Regions from separate parts of the Homo sapiens genome. Here region 2 is linked to region 1. A link is a contact called in ENCODE Hi-C or POLR2A ChIA-PET data. All regions are on one chromosome and are shown on one strand. Each heading gives the region's core, a stretch centred on a gene start or an enhancer-like site at or near the end of the contact. The rest is flanking DNA. Distances are from core to core; before and after follow the strand shown.

Evidence for each region. A loop is a pair of places that touch in the nucleus more often than their neighbours do. ChIA-PET counts read pairs that join two places held with the same protein, here RNA polymerase II (POLR2A).
Region 2: a map of Caco-2 shows a loop between it and region 1 (2.1-fold over the local background). The contact joins two enhancer-like sites. A Hi-C loop is called at or near these places in 1 of 168 maps with a recorded cell type or tissue (Caco-2). POLR2A ChIA-PET finds 5 or more read pairs at or near these places in 4 of 52 experiments (H1, HEK293, MCF 10A and 1 more).

Annotation. Positions count from the first base shown.
Region 1 is chr7:80,718,891-80,724,673 of GRCh38, forward strand. No RefSeq gene overlaps it. Among named protein-coding and RNA genes, the nearest start is that of CD36, 83 kb to the left of the region's middle. RefSeq lists a silencer at 3,963-4,257. Within about 2 kb of position 3,126, at least 14 of the 41 ENCODE cell types and tissues checked have a DNase peak (open chromatin) inside an H3K27ac peak, as active enhancers do.
Region 2 is chr7:80,823,931-80,830,183 of GRCh38, forward strand. SEMA3C (semaphorin 3C) reads right to left here. Exons shown (of 18, transcript NM_006379.5): 3 at 4,655-4,815; 4 at 3,495-3,557. Among named protein-coding and RNA genes, the nearest start is that of SEMA3C, 92 kb to the right of the region's middle. Within about 2 kb of position 3,106, at least 4 of the 41 ENCODE cell types and tissues checked have a DNase peak (open chromatin) inside an H3K27ac peak, as active enhancers do.

The DNA.
Region 1 (5,783 bases), core at 1,876-4,375:
AAACACCGCATATTCTCACTCATAGGTGGGAATTGAACAATGAGATCACATGGACACAGGAAGGGGAACATCACACTCTGGGGACTGTTGTGGGGTGGGGGGAGGGGGGAGGGATAGCACTGGGATAATACCTAATGCTAGATGACGAGTTAGTGGGTGCAGCGCACCAGCATGGCACATGTATACATATGTAACTAACTTGCACAATGTGCACACGTACCCTAAAACTTAAAGTATAATAATAAAATAAAGAAAAAGAAAAAAAGAAGAAAAAAAAATAAATTTTGTCAAAAGCAGTTAAATTGTCAAAAACAGTCAACACATGATCTTGGAACATAATTTTCAAAGCATGTTAATAGTATTTACTCAAAGAAATTAAAAATTTCAACAAGGAGCTAAGTGGGCTGTGAGAGTAACTGAGCAAAGCTGGATGGAATACACAAAATTAAATCAGTTGCTTTATTGCAGAATTCTTTAGCCGTTAGTAAACAACAACACAATGTGCATACTTAAGAAGACAGGAATGCAGCGTGCAGCATTTCTTGCTTGAGCTTAGTGGGTGAGATGGGGGTTAGTGTTTCACAGAACATGGTTAGAGGAAATATTTTTCTGAGGGCATCACTACTGACAGGCTCACGTAAGTCATGCATATACATGAACTATCCAGTTGCTCATCATTTTAATTTGCTTTAGCTCCAAGACTGGGGAAGACTATCACCTGCATTATTCTCTGGTGCCTTTATGGACTCTAGTACAATAGAATACTAAGTAGTTAATTGGCTAAAATAGGTCTTGGGTCAATCAGTTAACATGTTAAGATCAATGTCAATTGGCAAGTTCTATCCAGATTAAGATGTAAAGCATTTCTACGGCAGGTTAACTAATAATCTTTTTGGTCCTACCTAGCACTTTAGCTAGTTAGCATTATCATTCAAGTAATCCATGTAAATAGGAAACTTAATAAGGAATATGTGCCTATAGGCCTAAGCAGGTGTAATTTTCTTTAAAAATTAAAAGGTTTGTTTGTTTGTTGTTGTTTTTGAGACAGAGTCTGGCTCTGTCACCCAGGCTGGAGTGTAGTGGTGCGATTTTGGCTCACTGCAACCTCCGCCTTAGGGGTTCAAGCAATTCTCCTGCCTCAGCCTCCAGATTGGGATTACAGGCATGTGCCACCGTGTCTGGCTAATTTTCTTGTAATTTTAGTACAAAAGGGGTTTCACCACATGGGCCAGACTGGTCTCAAACTCCTGGCCTAAAGCGATCCACCTGCCTCGACCTCACAAGGTGCTGCGATTACAGGGATTACAGGCTGGGATTACAGGCATAAGTCACCACACCCAGCCTAAAAATTAAAAGTTTATACTGTATTGTTCACATTGTGATGCAACTTTCCATATGTATTTCCAGAATCAACTATGTATCAAGGAATATTGAAAGCATAAAATGAGATCATGGTGAATTCTCTCCCATTGTCATTCTTGTGGTAAGGGAATGAATGGTGGGGAGAGAAGCTAAGAGGAGAATTTGCTCTGTCTCAGTGCTGTATTGCCTCCTGAAACAGAATATCAAGTTTTCTTATCTACATGTGAAAAGGCTTTCAATACTTATAAATAAGGGTATCACATTAGTTCTAAAGGATGATTTTGAGTGTTCTGCTCATCTCTTATGTTTGAGGAACAGCATTATCTCTGGTTTTGTGAGCACTACTATTTCAGGACCAGGTGTCCTGGTACTAATGAGTTGCCACACTCTGAGCAGTGGTGATATTTAACAGAGTATGCCTTAAAACAGCATCTATGGCTACAAATTGATGAGGGTGTCAATCATTCCTGAAAGCCTAGTATGCAAGGAGTCCAATTTTCTCCTTCCAAATTTAGGGAGTATAATATCAAAGAGATGGGAAGTGAAAACTTTCAGACTCAGCAATCACTGAGGATGGTTTCATCTAGACAATTCATTGAAGCAAGAAAGTGAGGACTAGGAGTAGTAGTATTACGTAAAATATTTACCGATTTTGACAGAAGTCATATAATAAAAATATATCTATGCCATACATTTATAACTTACAAAATTTTAGTGTACTCCTTATAAAATATTTATAATAGAAAATATTAAATATGTAATTCAAAGAAGTGTAAATTGTAAACATACCTTTGGATACAAATTTTAGAAAATAAAGTTAATTAACATAAGGTTAATATGACATGGACCTTTAATGAATCATAAATAATGAAAATAAAATACTATTTGATCATTGTAAAGTTCAACCTCATATATGTACACAAATTATCCATAAAACTAAAAAGTAGAAACAACTCAAATATCCATAAACTGATAAGTGGATAAACTTAAGGTGATACATCCATACAATAGAAAATTAGGCAATCAAAAAAATGAAATACTCCTATGTGCTACATATATGAACATTGAAAACATCATGCTAAGTGAAAGAAACTAGTCACAGGTGACTATATATTGTGTAATTCCATATATCTGAAATGTCTAGAATGAGAAAACCCATAGAGATAGAACATAAGCTAGTGGCTGCCTAGAGTGGAAGAAGGGGAAGAGGATTAAAACTGACTGCTACACAGTACAGGATTTCTTTTTGAGGTGATAAAAATATACTAGATTATGGTGGTAGTTGCACAATTTATGTACATCTACATGGGTGAATTGAATGGCATATAAATTATATCTCAAGAAAAGCTATATATATAACCCCGGACTAGTGTGCCTTTGAGTCATAATATTTGTACGCAATTTTTAATATGCTAATTAAAAGCAATTTATGCCTCTATACCAGTTGAAGGAAGAATGCTGAGGTATTTTAACTCCAACTATTTCCTTCTACCTTTTTATTCTTCAAATAATCCCAATTCTCCTTTGATAACTTTGGGTAGACAATTTTTTTTAAACAAGGATAACAAATTTTTATTGGCAAGAGTTGTATTTTGTTTCAAAGTACACTTTCCAGTTTGTTTTCTTCTTTCTTGGTTCATGCACAGTCAGATGCAAAAGTACCAAAAACAGTTTCTGTCATGTTGAAATCCTGTTGATTTGGTAAATCTAATGTCTAAATTAGAGAACTTTTCTTTCTTTCCTTATACTGCAAGTTACTCAATGTGACAGTACAGTATGACTCATAGAAGCACAGATCTGCCTACGACTGCAGGCTGTGGGTGGATTGGAGTCAAGGAAGAAAAAAATGGAGTAAGAGATTCATATGCTTTGAATTCAAGGCATAAGGGTGAGATTTCCAAATGTCAAAGTAACCTGGCATCACAACAAAATTGTATGTAGTTTGCAATACAAAAATGTTTTAAAATAATTTAACAGGGACAATTTTCAGAATACCAGCCTGGCAGTCATCACTGTTATTGCAACTGCACAGGAATCTGGGTGCTACTCCAGTCAGGATCACTGTGGATGACCTTGTTTTCTAAGCCAGGAGGATTCTTGAAATGAGCCTCTTCTGTCAATCACATGTCTAGTACAGCCAGGGTCTTTGACTGTCTGAAAGCCCCATCATTGTCACCTTCTTAGTCTCTGCTACTCACTGGGAAGCCAGAGAGATTCCCCGCTGCTCTAGGACCAGAAGACTTTCTTCCTTTCCTAGCCTCTAAAAATCTCCTCCCTCATTCTTCCTCCCAGTTATTGCTCTCTTCCGATTCCCCAGCATGGTCCCCTGAAAGAATTCAGGCACTAGAAAACTAAAGCCCAGAGGCAATTTTGTCGAAGCAATTTAATTTTTAATCAAGCTATGCAAAAATCTCAAGGGGCAGGGGAGTACTATGGCCTGGGAGGAGGAGAGAAAACAGAGTGAGAGCAAAGTAAATTATCTCTAATTTAACCTGCCATACTAGGACTTAATCTCTAACAGTTCACTCCAAATACTTCTTAGTTATATAGAATAAACCATGTCATCCAATTTGCTGCTGAATGACCTTTCACCATCCTGGGCTGATATTAGTCAGAGGTGGTGATTGCTTAAGGCTCAGCTAAAGGAGCTCATTTTGCTCCTTTGCTGCGTCTTTCAGTCATTCCATCAGCATGAGCCACTGCACTTTGTGCCAGTGTACTCTGTGCCTCTTCCCACTGGGCTCTGCATTACGCTTTCATCTCATCCCAACCACTGGGCTTCTGTTAGTCAAACTTGCATTCCACATGACACATTTCCCCATCTGTGTCTTACTGTGAATATTTTCTGCTGCTCTCATAAAATCTTTCACTACCCTGGGTTACTCTCATCTCCTTCATTTGTAGACTGCATGATGGTTAATGATTAGGATTACAATACATTTCTGTAATGTTAACATGGTATCTCCAACAGTCATTGTTTTGTGGCTACAATAACACATTCTGGATATATAAGATTGAAGATTAAGTTAATTCACTTTTATTTAAATGGGCTTATTTCTTTTTGACATTTGTAGTCCAGTTGTAGAGTATGAGTATGTGTATATAGGTGTGTGTGATGATAACAAATAATGGGGGAAATATTTGAGTCAATTCTCACTTGGGAAGGGAAGTTAAATCCACAATTGTCAGATAGATTCCTTAAAACCTTAAAAAGCTTAAATTACATGTCTGGATTAGCTCACCTTGGTGTAAAATGGGACATTCAAATTCCTGTCTCATTCAAGCCACATCAGTTACATCTGCATTTTAGAGGTGTTGTTTTCTCTTCCTGAGCTAGTTGTAAGTAATCCTTTAATCAACTGAACATACTTTTTTTTTTTTTTTTTTGAGATGGAGTCTCATACTGTTGCCCAGGCTGGAGTGCAGTGGCCAGATCTCAGCTCACTGCCACCTCCGCCTCCCGGGTTCAAGAGGTTCTCTTGTCTCAGCCTCCCGAGTAGCTGGGATTACAGGCATGCCACCACACCCAGCTAATTTTTTGTATTTTTAGTAGAGATGAGGTTTCACCATGTTGCCCAGGCTGGTCTCAAACTCCTGACCTCGTGATTTACCTGTCTCGGCCTCCCGAAGTGCTGGGATTACAGGCGTGAGCCACCATGCTCGGCCGAGAGATGTTTTTAAAAAGAGTAATCGCAAAAAAGAGTAGGAGAACAGGAGTAAATGCAGGAAACAGAAAGGGAATGAAGCAGAACTGAAAGGGAAAGAATAAATGAATATGAAGCAAGAGAGAATGTCACCAATAAATATCATGCTGTGAAGTTACACCTGTACCACAGAGCCCAGGTTACCCTCCAGAATGAGAAGGAACATGGCAGCTTGAATGGAAACCCAGTTTATGTGAGTGCATCACTTAACTTACCTTAGTTTCATTTTGCTTTTCTGTAAAGAAAGGGACAGAATGACCCCAAGGTTCAACAAGATTTCTTTTTGATTTAAAATTTGAGAACTCTATGAAAGGTCACTCTGTAAGCCAGGTAGCAGCTGGGCAATTCAGTCAGGCATGTGTTTACATTCCAAACATATTCCAGAAGCACCCTGTAGAGTTTGAAAAGGCCTCTGAATTTGTCCTTAAAAAAAAAAAAAATCTTCAACATGAGCTGCTCTTTGGACTTTGTTAAAGTGTTCTTTTCTTCTTTTGTAAGAGACCTCTGTCTGCAAAAGCCATCTGGGAAATATTCACCACAAGTTTTCTTGTAGGATGGAAACACTGCTGCACGCTAGCTGCCTAGAATGAGTACAAATCTATCCGATGGTCACTAACTGCCCTCAAAGCCCTAAATCACTTTCAGCTTTGAGGAGACATATGTGTTGGGATGGGTCCCATTCAATTAGTCTTTTCCAGTCAAACTCCAGAGTGAATC
Region 2 (6,253 bases), core at 1,856-4,355, 110 kb after region 1:
ATGGGGAGTAGGTTATATTCTTTTTAGCCAAGGCAGAAAATCCGACCATGAAAATTTATTTTCTTTAAAAACGTTAGTTTATTACAGAATTATGCTGTATTACTACCTAAGACCAAATTTTAAATCACATTAAATTTTCTTCTTATAATTGTTATCTTGTTATAACGTCAATTAAAATTTGATACAACCAAAAAATCTGAAGGATTAAGGGATGCTTAACTCTGTTTTATTTTTGCTTTCAGTTGTTATAGCAGTATGGATTTTAATTGCTAACACTTTATGTTTTGCTTAGATGATTAACAGAGCTAAAAGCAGAAAGTTTTAGCTTAATGAAAATATACTTCTAAAATATATATATAATAAATGCACTACAAACATAATTAATCTAAAAGCATTAATAAACTCATCATCTACTGTGTCCTACCCGCAAGCCCTGACAATCAGTTGGAACGAGTTCACGTGCTTGTATGCACTGTGACCTGAAGGGGTGAGTAGATATTTCCCAGGCTGAAAACACCGGAAGATAATTGAAGGAAAAGAGAATCAATTGCATGCAGCACATACCAAAGGCTGGAAGAGAGAGAGGGTACAACTTTTTCGAATTTCAGTATCATTGAAATAAAAGGTTAACAGAAGTTCTAATATGATTACTACAAAATCTATCAAACCTTTCTTAAATAACCCAGCTGTGCTTTGTGTGTGTCCCTTAGCATTTATCATTTTCTCTCTGGAGGGATAGCATGTTTTAGTGGCTAAGGGTACAGAATCCAGAGCTGTATGTGACTTAATCAGACAAAGACCATCCCACTTCACAGCAGCACAGCTTAAGTTTCTCACTTTCTTAGTAATGCAGTTATTTTATCTTAGAAATACAGGTGGTGACAATAATGTCCACCTTGCAGTATTGTTATGAGGATTAAAATAAAGCACTTAGAACAGGACCTGGCGTGTTCCATTAAATGTTGGGTATTTTTTCTGAATATCAGTGTATATATGTCTCACCATATCTAGCACATTGTAAAGACTTAAATGTAAGGACTCCATCTAATTCACCTCCAGTTTCTTCACAACAACTAATTTGTGCAAATTGAAAGAATTCCTGTATTTTAAAAATATTAGGTTATTAGATAGTATTTATTCCAACTTTTAAGAAGTTCTTAAGTATGTCGTTTCATTGAGAAATGTAAGAAGGATAGGTTGTTCTGTACAACTTTCAAAGATCTATTTCACATTATTTTTCTGCTACAGGACTTTTTTTTCCCATAGCCTAAGTAAAGGACACTTCTATAAGTATTTCACATGTATGAAATGGGATGGATTTGTCAGACATTCTTTTCTTGCACAGACCAAACATGTATTTTTTGATTAGTATTTCCCAGCACTCAACAATGTTGTATGGACAAACAAAACCTGTCCAGCCGAGTCCTAAAAATACATAGGAAAGAGCACTCCATTAGATATTTCCCTTGTGTATAACTGGCCATATAGTAGAATTTAAAATATCCACAAATTACAGCATGACAAAACTATGGGAAAATGTCAGCATGTATTGAAGATTTTTATCTAATAACGTTTAATTGTCAGAAAGCAAAACAAAAACCCCAGAGGGTTTCTACTTTGACAAAGGAAGTAAGAAACCAAATGACTTGTCTAAGATTCTTCAGAAACTCGGCAGCAATTTTTGGAAATAGAATGTACAAAGGTACCTAAATTCTGCACATTCTGCCTATGGCAGTTCATATGAATGAGAAATGCAAATCCTTTTGAACAAAGGACAATGCAATTCAGTATAGCCACGGGATATTATTGTGGCAAAAGGCAAGGCATGATCAGACACACATCAATGGGAAAAAAATCTCATTAGAGAATAAAAGAAAACAGTTTAATTCATCCACAATTATTAAAATAATAAGGAACAAAACATCATTCTCTGCAACATTATACTTCATTCTACCATTGGTTTCCTGGAATGTCATTGTAATGTATTTGTTTAAGTGTTTCTTCTACATTTTTCTGGATTTTTTCCCCCAAGATTGTGGTCTAACAGATCCCTTGGATAGCAAATATGCCCCTGCAAATTTCTCCTGCCCACTTTTAAATTTTTTTATTGGATAAATCACTCCAAGAACCCTCTAGCAAGGCCAGAGATCCTACCCTCCAGAGTCTTCCATGGCCCTGCCTTGAGCCAAAAACTTTTGCAACTTTACACCTGGGGCTGTTAGGAGTCAATGAAAATAAATGTTTCATTTCCTCAATCCCATATTTCCACTTTCCACAGGATTAGTATTTTTCCCATGTTCGGTCTTGTCTGATCCATCTCTACTTCCAAGACTCAGGGCAGTCTTCACTCCTGAAATCAGCATCTCTTGACCCTACCACAAAATAAATGCTTAGACAACATTTTTTAACACTAAGGTGGTCTATTACTTGTTATGACCTGAGACCTGAATGTATGTGTACGTGTTGACTCGTCTGTCCACCCAATTACCATATTTCCAGCTTATTTCTAAATTAGTTTGTATATCTATGCTCATTTGATTATGGCAGACTTTTCTAACAAGGTAATAAAGTTGACTGGAGTCAGAACTGTTTCTGTCTTTGCACCAATTATGTCTTTGGCAACCAGCTCCATGCTAGATATATAACAGGTGCTGAATCAGTATTTATTGAGCAAATAATGGAAGGAATGAATGAAGAAAGGAACCTCTTTACCAAACTATTTTTGAAAGACAGGGTGATTTTGATGCTTGGCTGTATTACATTTTCATTATTTGAGGCAAAATGGTGAGATGACTTATGTGCTCCATTATAAACATTAAATGACGTGTACACATTAAAGATCTGCTCCACGTATTTGTTTTAGAATATTCAAGAATGGCAATGTATTACTTTCAGCAAGTCATTTGTAGAAATCAATATAGATTTCTTCCTTGATTATTTTGAATCTCACCTAGAGGAATACAATTTGCACAGGTATTGCATACTGAACATATATTGATACTTATATCTGCCTCTATTGCTGTTTCTGTGGCTATTTTTAATTAACAAAGGTACCATTTATCACTGGTGATTTGTATTTATGGAATTTGCTGGCTAACCACTACCCTTTTGCCAAGAATCTTTGTTTGGAAAAGCCCACAGGGTATCTGGGAGCTGCTCCAGACACTTGCATTATCATCGTTTCAGGAGCCTGCTGAGAATTCTGCAGGTTGAATCCACTAGGAACAGAGGTTATTAATGAAATCCATCATGAAATGTATCTGAATGAAATAATGAAAGCAAGGCAAGCAATTTTTACCCAGTTAGGAATTCTGAAGTTACAGAGAGCCCAAGAGTTCCAGTCTCCTCAAGGTTTAGGTTTTTAGCCTGTGTCCAGCAAAAATTTAAAACACCACCATCCTTGTCTCATTTTTGGCTTCCCTCAAAGTACATGGATTCGAAAACCAAATATTTAAGTTAGTGTTTTTTTTTTTTTTTTTTTTTTTAACACTTACTGTGGGATCTTTGCCAGCCATTTTGCATTCTTCAACTTTGATTGTAGATGCTGGCCAGAAAACCTGCTCAGAAAGAAAAATAAAGGTTGCATAATCTCACCTGGACATATGACAGCCCAGTGCTCTTCATTTACTTTTTGTTAACAGATTTATTTAAGGTGATCTTACACTAAGACTTTAAAATTCTTTCTTTTTTATCAATTCATTAATAAAGATTCTATTATTTTAACAATTACAATTATTTTTATTTCTTCCAACAGTGTTTCCTTTCACAAATGCTTTTCAATAACATATGTTCATTTACTAATTGTATATTAAAATAAGATCATTATTAACATAAATGTGAACAATACAATTTTTCACTCCTTTTGACATAGTACACTTTTCCCAACTGCTTATATGACAATAAATCTACACTTACATATCTTTCTCAGTTAGTATTATTTTTGGTAAATCACACAACCAGGCTAGTAGATTTACATAAGATGGGCCCCTGGGTACTTCAATAGCTAAAATAACTTGGATGAAAACCAAGAGATTCCCTCTCTCTGAAATACTGTGCTAGTACTCTAAGTAGTTGCAGCCTTGGGTCCAGTTTGGCAATAATCATTAATTTTTTTTAGTTGTCAGTCCATTGCCTGTGTTAACACTTCTGCAAATGCAGAAGTCTCCTTGTTGTAATAAATTTATAATTAATCTACATGTATTTTTTTCACTACAGTGAAGCTCAATTTTATTTCCTTGTGAAATGGAATGATAAATATAGGCCATACTGGATCAAGTAACAGCGTATTTAATAGCTGTTTTCCTTTCAGGCCCTTCACTGGTTACACAGAGATGACAAAGTAGATCTTCCTTTTCTCTGACCATTTCTTTCATGCACTACCCTATAATCCCTTTTTTCTTTATATATTTATACACAGGTAGTATTTTTTCAGTTAGCTCCAGGTTTTGAATTGTTAAAAACTATGGAACTAGACGATGAGAACTGAACTTAATACCTTTTCAGTCCATGAAATAAGTACTAACTTTCATAGTAACATGGGACCAGTATTTTCTATTGTTCTAATAAAATGCATATTATTTTTTACTTATTTATTTTTTTTAAAAAAGAGACATTGAAAAGGTGGACACTGTCCTCGTGAAAGTGATAAACTTACACTCAAAGCTTCTTGACTTATATTGTTAATATTCAGGGAAAGAATGTGATCTTTGCTTCCCACATATATCCGGTCCTGATCTTCATCCATTAATAAAATCCTGTAGTCTAAAGGATGGTGGGAAAGGCTGAAGTATTCAGAGGTCTTGGTTTCTCGAAGTTCTGAAAGAGTGAACAGCACAAGTGTAGATACAGTATCCTGGTTCTATAATTCTATTATTTTAATAAAAACTATTATGCAAATATTCCAAAAAATGTCAAGGTACATTTTCTTCTACAGTAAGAAATTAATTTTAAAATAGAGTTATGGGCTAGTTCCCTGTAATCTCAGCACTTTGGGAGGCAAAGGTATGATGGTCACCTGAAGCCAGGGGTTCAAGGCCAGCCTGAGCAACATAGTGAGACCTTGTCTCAACAAAAATTGTTTTAGAAAATTAACTGGGCATGGTGGTATGTGTCTTTAGTCCCAGATACTTTGGAGGCTGAGGTGGGAGGATCTCTTGAGCCTAGGAAATTGAGGTTACAGTGAGCTATGATCATGCTACTGCACGCCAGCTCTGGCAACAGAACGAGACACTGCCTCAAAAAAAAAAGTTATGTTAATGGGCATTTTAATTTATATTTGTACTGAAGTAAAACATAAACCACTAAGTGCAATGTTAAAGTTTATGGTAATAGTATGTGATTACAAAATCAGTCACGTTTGCAATAATCTCAACTCTGTTTTATTACTGGACATCATCAGCTCAAAACAAGTTAAAATAAATAAACCAAAAAAAATACAGTGAGCAGATTGAACAGAAAACAAAACCAACAGCAGTGTGATTGTCTTCTTATCCTCTATTAATGTTTTATTTTTGGACTCTATTTATTCATCATTTTAGGATTGTTATTTCCTACTACAAATATTTGCCTTGCTTCCCAACGTAATTCTAATTAGTCCGACTTATTTTTCTATAAATTACTTGAAAGTAGACGTATTTTCAGGAGGCAATGTTATTTTTAGCAGCATAACTATTCATATATCTAAGGAAAATATATGAATTTTCAGGTATCTAAATGTTCATATTTCCAGGATCCTCAGAGGTTAGTGACTCACACTCATTTAACTTCTTCCACATTGCCTAACTGCCTGTATGGCTGGCCTTTGAAGACAATCAACGTATCGTGACATTCATGATACATTCTCTGGTCAAAATGCTCCTCTCAAGGAGCATAACTTTAGACTTTTCTATTCAAATGGTTCAGGATTTATTTGTTCTTTTGATTATAATCTGAAGAATGACAAACTCTAAGAAAGAGTCTGCTTTCTGGGATGACTGCTTCCATGATGAACTGTTTCTAGATTTTTAGGCATTGAATGACAAACACATTTCTAAAAATTCTGATAGAGCTGTAGTTTGACTTAAACCGAAATCAAAATGATACAAATTCTTATAGGAAGTCATGGACTATATTCCATGAGTACTTGGGCCATAGCCCATATGAGAAGATACAGAAGTCACAAATTTAACCTATTTTCTGGGCACATTTGTTCAGAATGTCTGCCATAATATCCTGCAAGTAGTTTCAGCCAATAATCTGAAAATGCCCTGGAAGA